2 separate regions of the Homo sapiens genome follow, and region 1 is linked to region 2. The links are chromatin contacts, found by Hi-C or POLR2A ChIA-PET in ENCODE. All regions are on one chromosome and are shown on one strand. The core of a region is the stretch at or near the end of the contact, and the rest is flanking DNA. Distances in the headings are between cores, read along the strand shown. Region 1 overlaps CUX1 (cut like homeobox 1). Region 2 has its middle 20 kb from the start of CUX1.

The links. Hi-C counts contacts between places; a loop is a spot of excess contacts on that map. ChIA-PET counts read pairs that join two places held with the same protein, here RNA polymerase II (POLR2A).
Region 1: a loop to region 2 is called in a map of OCI-LY7, with 3 times the contacts of the local background. The contact joins two enhancer-like sites. A Hi-C loop is called at or near these places in 1 of 168 maps with a recorded cell type or tissue (OCI-LY7). POLR2A ChIA-PET finds 5 or more read pairs at or near these places in 1 of 52 experiments (OCI-LY7).

What each region holds. Positions count from the first base shown.
Region 1 is chr7:101,989,201-101,993,923 of GRCh38, forward strand. The region is part of intron 2 of CUX1 (cut like homeobox 1); the gene reads left to right. Among named protein-coding and RNA genes, the nearest start is that of CUX1, 170 kb to the left of the region's middle. RefSeq lists enhancers at 1-542, 438-487, 2,027-2,086. Within about 2 kb of position 1,756, at least 5 of the 41 ENCODE cell types and tissues checked have a DNase peak (open chromatin) inside an H3K27ac peak, as active enhancers do; they include OCI-LY7, where a contact is called at or near this core.
Region 2 is chr7:101,794,869-101,799,520 of GRCh38, forward strand. No RefSeq gene overlaps it. Among named protein-coding and RNA genes, the nearest start is that of CUX1, 20 kb to the right of the region's middle. Within about 2 kb of position 2,108, at least 2 of the 41 ENCODE cell types and tissues checked have a DNase peak (open chromatin) inside an H3K27ac peak, as active enhancers do; they include OCI-LY7, where a contact is called at or near this core.

The sequences.
Region 1 (4,723 bases), core at 506-3,005, 190 kb after region 2:
TGTAGCATGCAGGCCTCCGTCCTCCACCCAGCTGCAGAACCGGAGACCTCAGGTGGTATCTGGTTCCACGTGTCCCCAATGGCACCTCGCCTGGAACGATGTCTGCGCCGACCAGTGATAACAATCGAAATAGCAGGCGTGGCTGACCGTGTGCCGAGGCTCGGCGTGCCGCACTGGCCAGCCGTGATTTCATCTCAGCCTCTAGCATCCTGCTGGGGTAGGTTAATAATCCCTGGATTTCTCAGATGGGAAATGTTAGGAAAGTCTGTAAGCCCCCATGGAAGGTCCCGGAGCCCAAATTCAAACCCGAGTGGAGCGTTCTGTTGCTTCACTGTGCTCTGGTGTGAATTTTAATGTAAGGCCCTGGCATTTAAGAGCTCGAAGACACCATGGAGGTGGAGAGCTCAGCCCTGTCATTGGATGGAAGCTGAGACTGGTGAGATTCTCACCGGGGCTTTTGCAGGGAGTTTGGGGGAATTTTGAAGGTGGTACAGGTGTTCTGACCCCAACACCATCTCCTCCAGCTGGGCCACACACTTATTTCCTGCTCCTACCCCCGTCCTTCCCACCCCTTGGATTCTGGGTGTACAGAAGAGTGGGCACATGCTAAGGTCAGCCCTGGGTTAGCCTCATGGACAAGGTGGGCCTGGAGCAGGAACCCGCCTGATAGAAGACACTCAAAGTCTGTCCGTACACGCTCGGTGTGGGCATCGCTTGCACGCAGGTGCAGCTTTTGCTGTGGGAAACCACTTTAAATGAATTGATAGCCTCACCACAGTGGAGCCATGGCCCGACTGTGGAGAGACTCCATTGTAGAGAAATATTTGAGTGAAAGGTTTCATGTCAGAATAGCATCTGCATGCAAATAAGAGGCATGGGCGGGTGCAGTGGCTCACACCTGTAATTCCAGCTACTTGAGAGGCAGAGGCAAGATGATCTCTTGAACCCGGGATTTTGAGACCAGCCTGGACAACATGGTAAGACCCCATCTCTTAAGGAAAAAAAAAAGGTTTAAATTAGCTGGGCGTGGTAGTCCCCGTAGATGAAGTTATTTGGGAAGCTGAGGCAAAAGGATTGCTTGAGCCCTGGAGTTCAAGGCAGTAGTGAGCTATGATTGTGCCACTGCATTCCAGACTGGGCAACAGAGCCAGACCCCATCTCTTTTGTTTGTTTGTTTGTTTGTTTGTTTGTTTTGTTTTTTTGAGATGGAATCTCACCCAGGCTGGAGTGCAGTGGTGAGATCTTGGTTCACTGCAACCTCCGCCTCCTGGGTTCAAGCGATTCTCCTGCCTCAGCCTCCCAAGTAGCTGGGATTACAAGTGCCCACCACCATGTCTGGCTAATTTCTGTATTTTTAGTAGAGATGGGGTTTCACCATGTTGGCCAGGCTGATCGTGAACTCCTGACTTCAAGTGACGCTCCCACCTCGGCCTCCCAAAGTGCTGGGATTACAGGTGTGAGTCACCGCGCCTGGCCCAGACCCCATCTCTTTAAAACAAAAAAGTACATGGGATAAATGGGGAAAACACTCTTGAGACAAGACCAAAACATACAGTGGCTGCTAAATGTCAGTGCCATGAGCCCAGGGTTCTCCTACATCCCCTTCCGTGGTCAGGGAGGACTGCTGGGCTCTGTGTCTTCTGTGATTCTCCCCTGGCTCTGAGCCCTTTGCACCTGCAACTCACAGCGCCGCTCAGGTCCCTGGGGGTAAAGTGCCATAGGATAAAAGCCACAGGAGGGTTTTGAAATGCTCTTTTCCTCTCAGATATGTATTTCCGCATCTTTACGGAGTCTCATCAACGCTTTTTAAACCTCCCCTGGGATTTGAACCAGCGCCCATAGATACAGGTGGCTTGTCAGGTCAGCTAGGTGCTGCTACTGAGGCAGCATCTGTCCCTAGCCCCGCACCCACAGGTTCAGAAGGGGAACGCTTCCCCCGGGTGGCTTATGAGATCCAGTACTTCTAGTTTCACTTCTTTAAAAATACCGTAAAAAAGAAAAAGGCTGTCAAAACACAAGCAGTGTTTGAAACGAAGCTTTGTAGGTCCCCCTACACCACCACCGTCGTGGGCAGCATAGCGGATGAGTTCTGGGACACCAGCTAAAATGTGGGCAAGAGAAGCCAGGGCGCGTAGCAGATGTGTGTGTGTATCTTTATGGGATTCAAGTCATGTCTCTGTTTTGTTGACCAACTTCCGCTAGAATTCATAGCCATCTAGCCTATGTATTGGATTTTTATTTCTGTGATGTCTGCTTCTTTTAAAAATATCAGTTGGGGCCGGGTGTGGTGGCTCATGCCTGTAATCACAGCACTTTGGGTGACCGAGGGGGGTGGATCACTTGAGGTCAGGAGTTCCAGACCCACCTGGCCAATATGGCCAAACCCTGTCTCTACTAAAAATACCAAAATTAGCTGGACGTGGTGGTGTGCACCTGTAATCCCAGCTACTCGGGAGGCTGAGGCAGGAGAATCACTTGAACCCGGGAGGCAGAGGTTGCAGTGAGCTGAGATCGCGCCACTGCACTTCAGCCTGGGGAACAGAGTGAGACTTCATCTCAAAAAAAAAAAAAAAAAAATCAGTTAGTAGCCAGGCACCATGCACACACCTATAGTCCCAGCCACTCAGGAGGCTGGAGGATCACTTGAGTTCAGGAGTTCAAGACCAGTCTGGGCAACATAGCAAGACCTCATCTCTACAAAAAATAAAAAATTAGCAGGGCATGGTGGCACATGCCTGGAGTCCCAGCTCCTTGGGGGAGGCAGGAGCATCTCTTGAGCCCAGGAGTCCGAGACCAACTTGGGCAACATAGTGAGATTCCGTTTCAAAAATATGTATCAGTAGGTTAATCTAGACTTTGTTTACATGGGCCAAGTGGCCAAGGTCACATCTTAGAGTTGTGGACTGTATAATCAGGTAAGTGTGGCTACAGTCACAGAAAGTCAGGGTAGAAAGAGGCTTGGAGGGGGGTGCACTTCTTCTAGCCAGAGCTTTCCTACTGAGCTCCTTAAAGCACAGGGGAAAGTGGGACGGGGTTGGGGGGCAACCTAAAACCCACCCCCTCCCATCTTCAACCAGTGCGACCCTGTTTTTACCTGCTCAGCAGTATTGTGCATCCCTGTAAAATTTTATTTGAAAATGGCCTTCTGCAGTTAAAACTACAAAAAAAGGTTGAAAGTGGCCAACTTAAACTCCACTCTGTTTCTTTTTTGATTGGGGAGACTGGTGTGCATAGAAGGGAGGTGTCAGCTAACGAGACTGTTACCTCACCACAGATGCCCACCCGTGGGTGATGGAGCTCCCAAGTCCTGGGCCACACCCTACGTGCCCCATGCCCAGCAAGTTGGGTGGGGGAGGGGTCAGTACATGTTTGTAAGATAAAGAAAAACATCCTTCCCAATCAGCCGTATTACCCAGAGGGTGATACTGATTTAGATCTTATTTCAGTTTGGTTAGAGAAGCTCAGGTACCAGTGAGCAGAAGTCTGGCCATTGTGGTGGCTTCTGGAAGATGATGTGCCATACTGTTAGCAGGGGTGCAATTTGGGGTGTGAGGCCACCAGAGCTTTGATTTCCGCCCCCGCCGCCCCCCTCCAACCCCCGCCCCGCCGGATTATTTGGAGTTTTTTTATTGTTGTTCATGGTAATTACCTGCTATTAGACAACAATCTAGTTCCATTTGCAATAGGGAATAATACGTCTGTGACACAGTCTCCAGACTTAGGGAGCCTCTGGCCACCCCGAGGGGGCCCTGGTCATTCTGCTGCTGGTCATGCCTAGCTCTGGGTGGCCGACTAGGTGGCCTGGGCGGGAGGGTCCACTCTTTGCCTTTATAAAAAGAAGGGCTTGGGCCAGGCGTTGTGGTTCATGCCTGTAATCCCAGCACTTTGAGAGGCCAAAGCAGGAGGATCACCTTAGGTCAGGAGTTCAAGACCAGCCTGACCAACATGGCAAAACCCCGTCTCTACTAAAAAATACAAAAGTTAGCCGGGTGTGTGGTGGGTACCAGTAATCCTAGTTACTCGTGAGGCTGAGGCAGGAGAATCGCTTGAACCCGGGAGGTAGAGGTTGCAGTGAGCCGAGGTTGCACCATTGCACTCCAGCCTGGGTGACAGAGTGTGACTCCGTCTCAAAAATAAATAAATAAATAAATAAATAAGATAACAAGGCGTGCTGGAGATGGCCACAGGCCTCCAGCAGCCGCACCATCAGAGAAATGGAGTCAGAGAGAGCTGCAGCTGCTCTGATGGGGGGTGGGAGTATGCAGGATCCTCTGGGGGTGGCTCAGGCCTCCCAGGGGAGCACTTACCTTTTCATTTCATAGTATGTCGGAGCTGCTGATGCAGGAATAAAGCAAAGTGCCTGGCACTCTGCGCGACTGCTATTTTTTCATTCATTCATATATTTGTCCTTCCTCTACACATGTATGGCAGATTAACAAAAGCACCTCCACGGCCTAGCTATGTGGCCCCCACGGGTTTCTTAGCCTCTCTGAGCAAGTTGGACAGGGCTGCCTTTTCCTCTCCCTAACTCTGACTTCTGTCCCAGCCTCTTCCATCTAATGTCAGCCCTCATCCCTGCCTGCCCCTCCCGGTGCAGACTGGGACATTCTCAGGCTGTTTGAGCCACCCCTTCATCCTCTGTGCTTTTCCCTGGCATCCTGGACTCCCTTCTCCCCTTCATGGTGCTCCTAGGCCATTCCCAGCGCTCCTGTTACTCTCTCTG
Region 2 (4,652 bases), core at 858-3,357:
AGGTGGGCGGATCATGAGGTCAGGAGATTGAGACCATCCTGGCTAACACAGCGAAACCCCGTCTCTACTAAAAATACAAAAAATTAGCCGGGCGTGGTGGCGGGTGCCTGTAGTCCCAGCTACTCAGGAGACTGAGGCAGGAGAATGGTGTGAACCCGGGAGGTGGAGCTTGCAGTGAGCCGAGATTGCGCCACTGCACTCCAGCCTGGGCGACAGAGCAAGACTCCATCTAAAAAAAGAAAAAAAGAAAAGCAGAAGGGTCTGGGCTGTCGTTCCCAATCTTTCCCTCTTTCTGATGCACAGTGAGGGTCCAGTCACGTGGTGTCCACTTCTATCATCTCTCCACCATCCATGACCTAGAAGCTGCCCAAGGCAGAAACTGGGCTTTACGGACCTGATTTCTGTATCATCATTTTTTGTTTTTTTTTGAGACGGAGTCTCACTCTGTCACCCAGGCTGGAATGCAATGGCGTGATCTCAGCTCACTGCAACCTCCACCTCCCAAGTTCAAGCAATTCTCCTGCCTCAGCCTCCCGAGTAGCTGGGACTACAGGCACATGCCACCACACCCAGCTAATTTTTGTATTTTTAGTAGACATGGGGTTTCACCATGTTGGCCAGGATGGTCTCGATCTCTTGACCCTGTGATCCTTCTGCCTCGGCCTCCCAAAGTGCTGGGATTACATTGCACCCAGCCCTGCATCACCTTCTTAAGCCCCTTTTTTCCGGCCCCACCTAATACCACGCATGTCAGGGTTGCCTGGCCTAGCACAGCACAGCCTAGCCTGGAGGAGAAGTCCATACTTACCTATGCCTGGTGGGGGATGCCGCCTTCACCAAGGTGTGAGCCCATGGAGGCTGGCCTCCTTTAAGAGTCTGGCCAGAGGACTTGAGGTGGCCTAAACACACCATGAGCAGACTAATGATACCAAAGTGGAACCAGAATGATAAGTCCTAGCTCCCCAAAATTTGAGCATCTATTCTGTGCCAAACACTATAGCAGACATTTTATTATTTATATGTTTATTTATTTTGAGACAGAGTTTTGCTCTTGTCACCCAGGTTGGAGTGCAATGGCGTGATCTCGGCTCACTGCAACCTCTACCTCCCAGTTCAAGCAATACCTCAACCTCCTACGTAGCTGGGATTACGGGTGCCCGCCACCATGCCCAGCTAATTTTTGTATTTTTAGTAGAGATGGGGTTTCATCATGTTGCCCAGGTTGCTCTTGAACTCCTGACCTCAGGTGATCCACCAGCCTTGGCCTCCCAAAGTGCTGGGATTACAGGCATTAGTCACCCCATCTGGCCTATGCTACTTACTTCCAATACCCTACCATTGTCCTTTTAGTGATGACCATACCCAGGCGATCTCGATGCCCAAGATTTAAGGTGCAGGAAATCCCACTGGAGTTCAGAGCTGCTGCTTTTTTTTTTTCCTCCAAGAGAAATTGTTGAAGTCAAACTTGACCAAGTTCTTTCTGCAAACTGGATGCCTTCACATGCCTGTCTCCAGATCCATGCTTCAAGGCTAAGTGTTATTAATAAAAGTAATGCAGATTGGGAGGCCGAGGCAGGCGGATTATGAGATCAGGAGTTCGAGACCACCCTGGCCAACATGGTGAAACCCCTCTCTACTAAAAATAGAAAAATTGGCCGGGCGTGGTGGCGGGCATCTGTAATCCCAGCTACTTGGGAGGCTGAGGCAGGAGAATCTCTTGAACCCAGGAGGCGGAGGTTGCAGTGAGCTGAGATTGTGCCACTGCACTCCAGCCTGGTGACAGAGCGAGACTCCATCTCAAAAAAAAAAAAAAAAAAAAAAGCCATCCTGGCTAACACGGTGAAACCCCGTCTCTACCAAAAATACACAAAAATTAGCCAGGTGTGTGGCAGACACTTGTAGTCCCAGCTGCTCAGGAGGCCGAGGCAGGAGAATGGCGTGAACCCGAGAGGTGGAGCTCGCAGTGAGCCGAGATCGCGCCACTGCACTCCAGCCTGGGTGACAGAGCGAGACTCTGTCTCAAAGAAAAAAAAAAAAAGTAATGGAGAAGCTGAAGGTTACCCAACTCGTTTCCTGGGCTTGCTTCTCTCTGTCACAGTTCCCTGACAATGATGAAAGCCTGTTCTTTCCAGCCCTCGGCCTCTGTTGGTCCTCACTTTGCAAATGTCTTTCCCAATCTTCACCCACACCAGAAACTCCACGTCTCCCCATGAGAGTTCCCAGGACACCCCGTGAGCCGTTTGCAAGAGAGTGTATCACCTTTAACTCGCCCCTGTCTGTTGCAGGAAACAGGGGTCAGACTGTTCTACGCTTTGAGCACATGGCCTTTGAGGCTTCTCACTTGATCCTCAGAGCTAAATGCTCTCAGATCAGAACAGCAAAGGACTTCGGCCTCAGACCCAGCAAGAGATGTTGTCATTGCATACAATCAGCCAGGAATGCCTTCATTCATTCTACACATCTTTATTGACACAGCCTGGCCCTGAAGTCAAAAGAATGAGAAAGGAGGAAGACAGGCTTGGTGCCTGCCTCCCTGTGTTTAGAGGTTAGCAGAAAAAGAACTAAATCAGGGATGCATTAGAATTATGGTATTACGCCACCATGGAATACTATGCAGCCATAAAAAAGAATGAGTTTGGCCGGGCACAGTGGCTCACCCCTGTAATCCCAGCACTCTGGGAGGCTGAGGCAGGTGGATCACCTGAGGTCAGGAGTTTGACACCAGCCTGACCAACATGCTAAAACCTCGCCTCCACTAAAAATACAAAATTAGCCAGGCATAGTGGTGCATGCATGTAATTAATCCCAGCTACTTGGGAGGCTGAGGCAGGAGAATCACTTGAACCTCGGAGGCAGAGGTTGCAGTGAGCCGAGATGGCACCACTGCACTCCAGCCTGGGCAACAAGAGAGAAACTCCATCTCAAAAAAAAAATAAAGAAAGAAAGAATGAGTTAATGTCCTTTGCAGGGACATGGATGAAGCTGGAAGCCGTCATTCTCAGCAAACTAACACGGGAACAGAAAACCAAACACCGCATGTTCTCCCTCATAAGTGGGAGTTGAACAATGAGAACACATGGACACAGGGAGGGGAACATCACACACCGGGGCCTGTTGGGGGGTGGGGGGGCAAGGAGAGAGAGAACATTAGGACAGATGTCTAATGCATGCGGGGCTTAAAACCTAGATGACAGGTCGATAGGTGCAGCAAACCACCATGGCACATGTATACCTATATAGCAAACCTGCACTTTCTGCACATGTATCCCAGAACTTAAAATTTTTTAAAAAAATTATGGTATTATGCATACTAGGCTGGGTGTGGTGGTTCATGCCTGTAATCCTAGCACTTTGAGAGGCCGAGGGGGGTGGATCGCCTGAGCTCAGGAGTTCAAGACCACCCTGGGCAACATGATGAAATCACGTCTCAACTAAAATGCAAAAAATCAGCCAGGCGTGGTGGCGCACCTGTAGTCCAGCTACTCAGGAGGCTGAGGCAAGAGAATTGCTTGAGCCCGGGAGGTGGAGGTAGCAGTGAGCTGAGATCACGCCACTGCACTGCACTCCAGCCTGGGCGATGAAGCGAGACGCTGTCTCAAAAAAAAAAAAAAAAAAGAAAGAAAGAAAAGTGTGGTATTATGCATACTAACAACAGGGAAAAGTGAACCAGCTCCCAACTGAATCCTACTTTGCTAAGTTGTGTACATGTTTTCTTTATTCATTTCCATTCACTTATGTACAAGTTAAATATATATTTTTTAATTCCTGCTGTATCCGTCAGGGGACTAGCAGGAAACAGAATCAAACAGGGACGATTTAAGAGAAGTTAAGAAGGGACTAGGAGGCTGGCTGTGGTGGCTTACGCCTGTAATCCCAACACTTTGGGAGGATTGCTTGAGTCCAGGAGTTTGAGGCCAGCTTGGGCAATATAGCAAGACCCCATCACTATAAAGATTGTTTTTGGTTGGCCACGGTGGCTCACGCCTGTAATCCCAGCACTTTGGGAGGCCGAGGCAGGCAGATCACTTGAGGTCAGGAGTTCGAGACCAGCCTGGCCAGCATGGTGAAACCCCATCTGTACTAAAAATATAAAAAACTAGATTGGCATGGTGGTGCTTGCCTGTAGTCCCAGCTACTCGGGAGGCTGAGGCAGAAGGATTGCTTGAACCCGGCAGACAGAGGTTGCAGTGAGCCAAGATCGAGCCATTGCACTCCAGGCTGGACAACAGAGCAAGACTCTGTCTCAAAAAAAAAAAAAAAGGTTTTTTTTTTTGTTTTTTTTTTAATAGCTGGGCATGCACCTGTAGTCCCAGCTACTCAGGAGGCTGAGGCAAGAGGATTGCTTGAGGCCAGGAGTTTGAGACCAGCCTGGGCAACATAGAGAGACCCTGTCTCTATAAAAAAAAATTTTTTTTAATTAGCCAGGTGTGGTGGCACACTTCCGTGGTCCTAGCTACTTGGGAGGCTGTGGCAGGAGGATCACTTGAGCCCAGGAGTTTGAGGCTGCAATGAGCTATGATTGCTCCACTGCACTCCAGCCTGGAAGACAAAGTGAAATCCAGTCTCCAAACAAACAAACAAACAAACAAACACCTCACAAACAAACAACAAGCAAAGGACAGTTAGGAGCGCTGGTTAATCCGTGCTCTTTC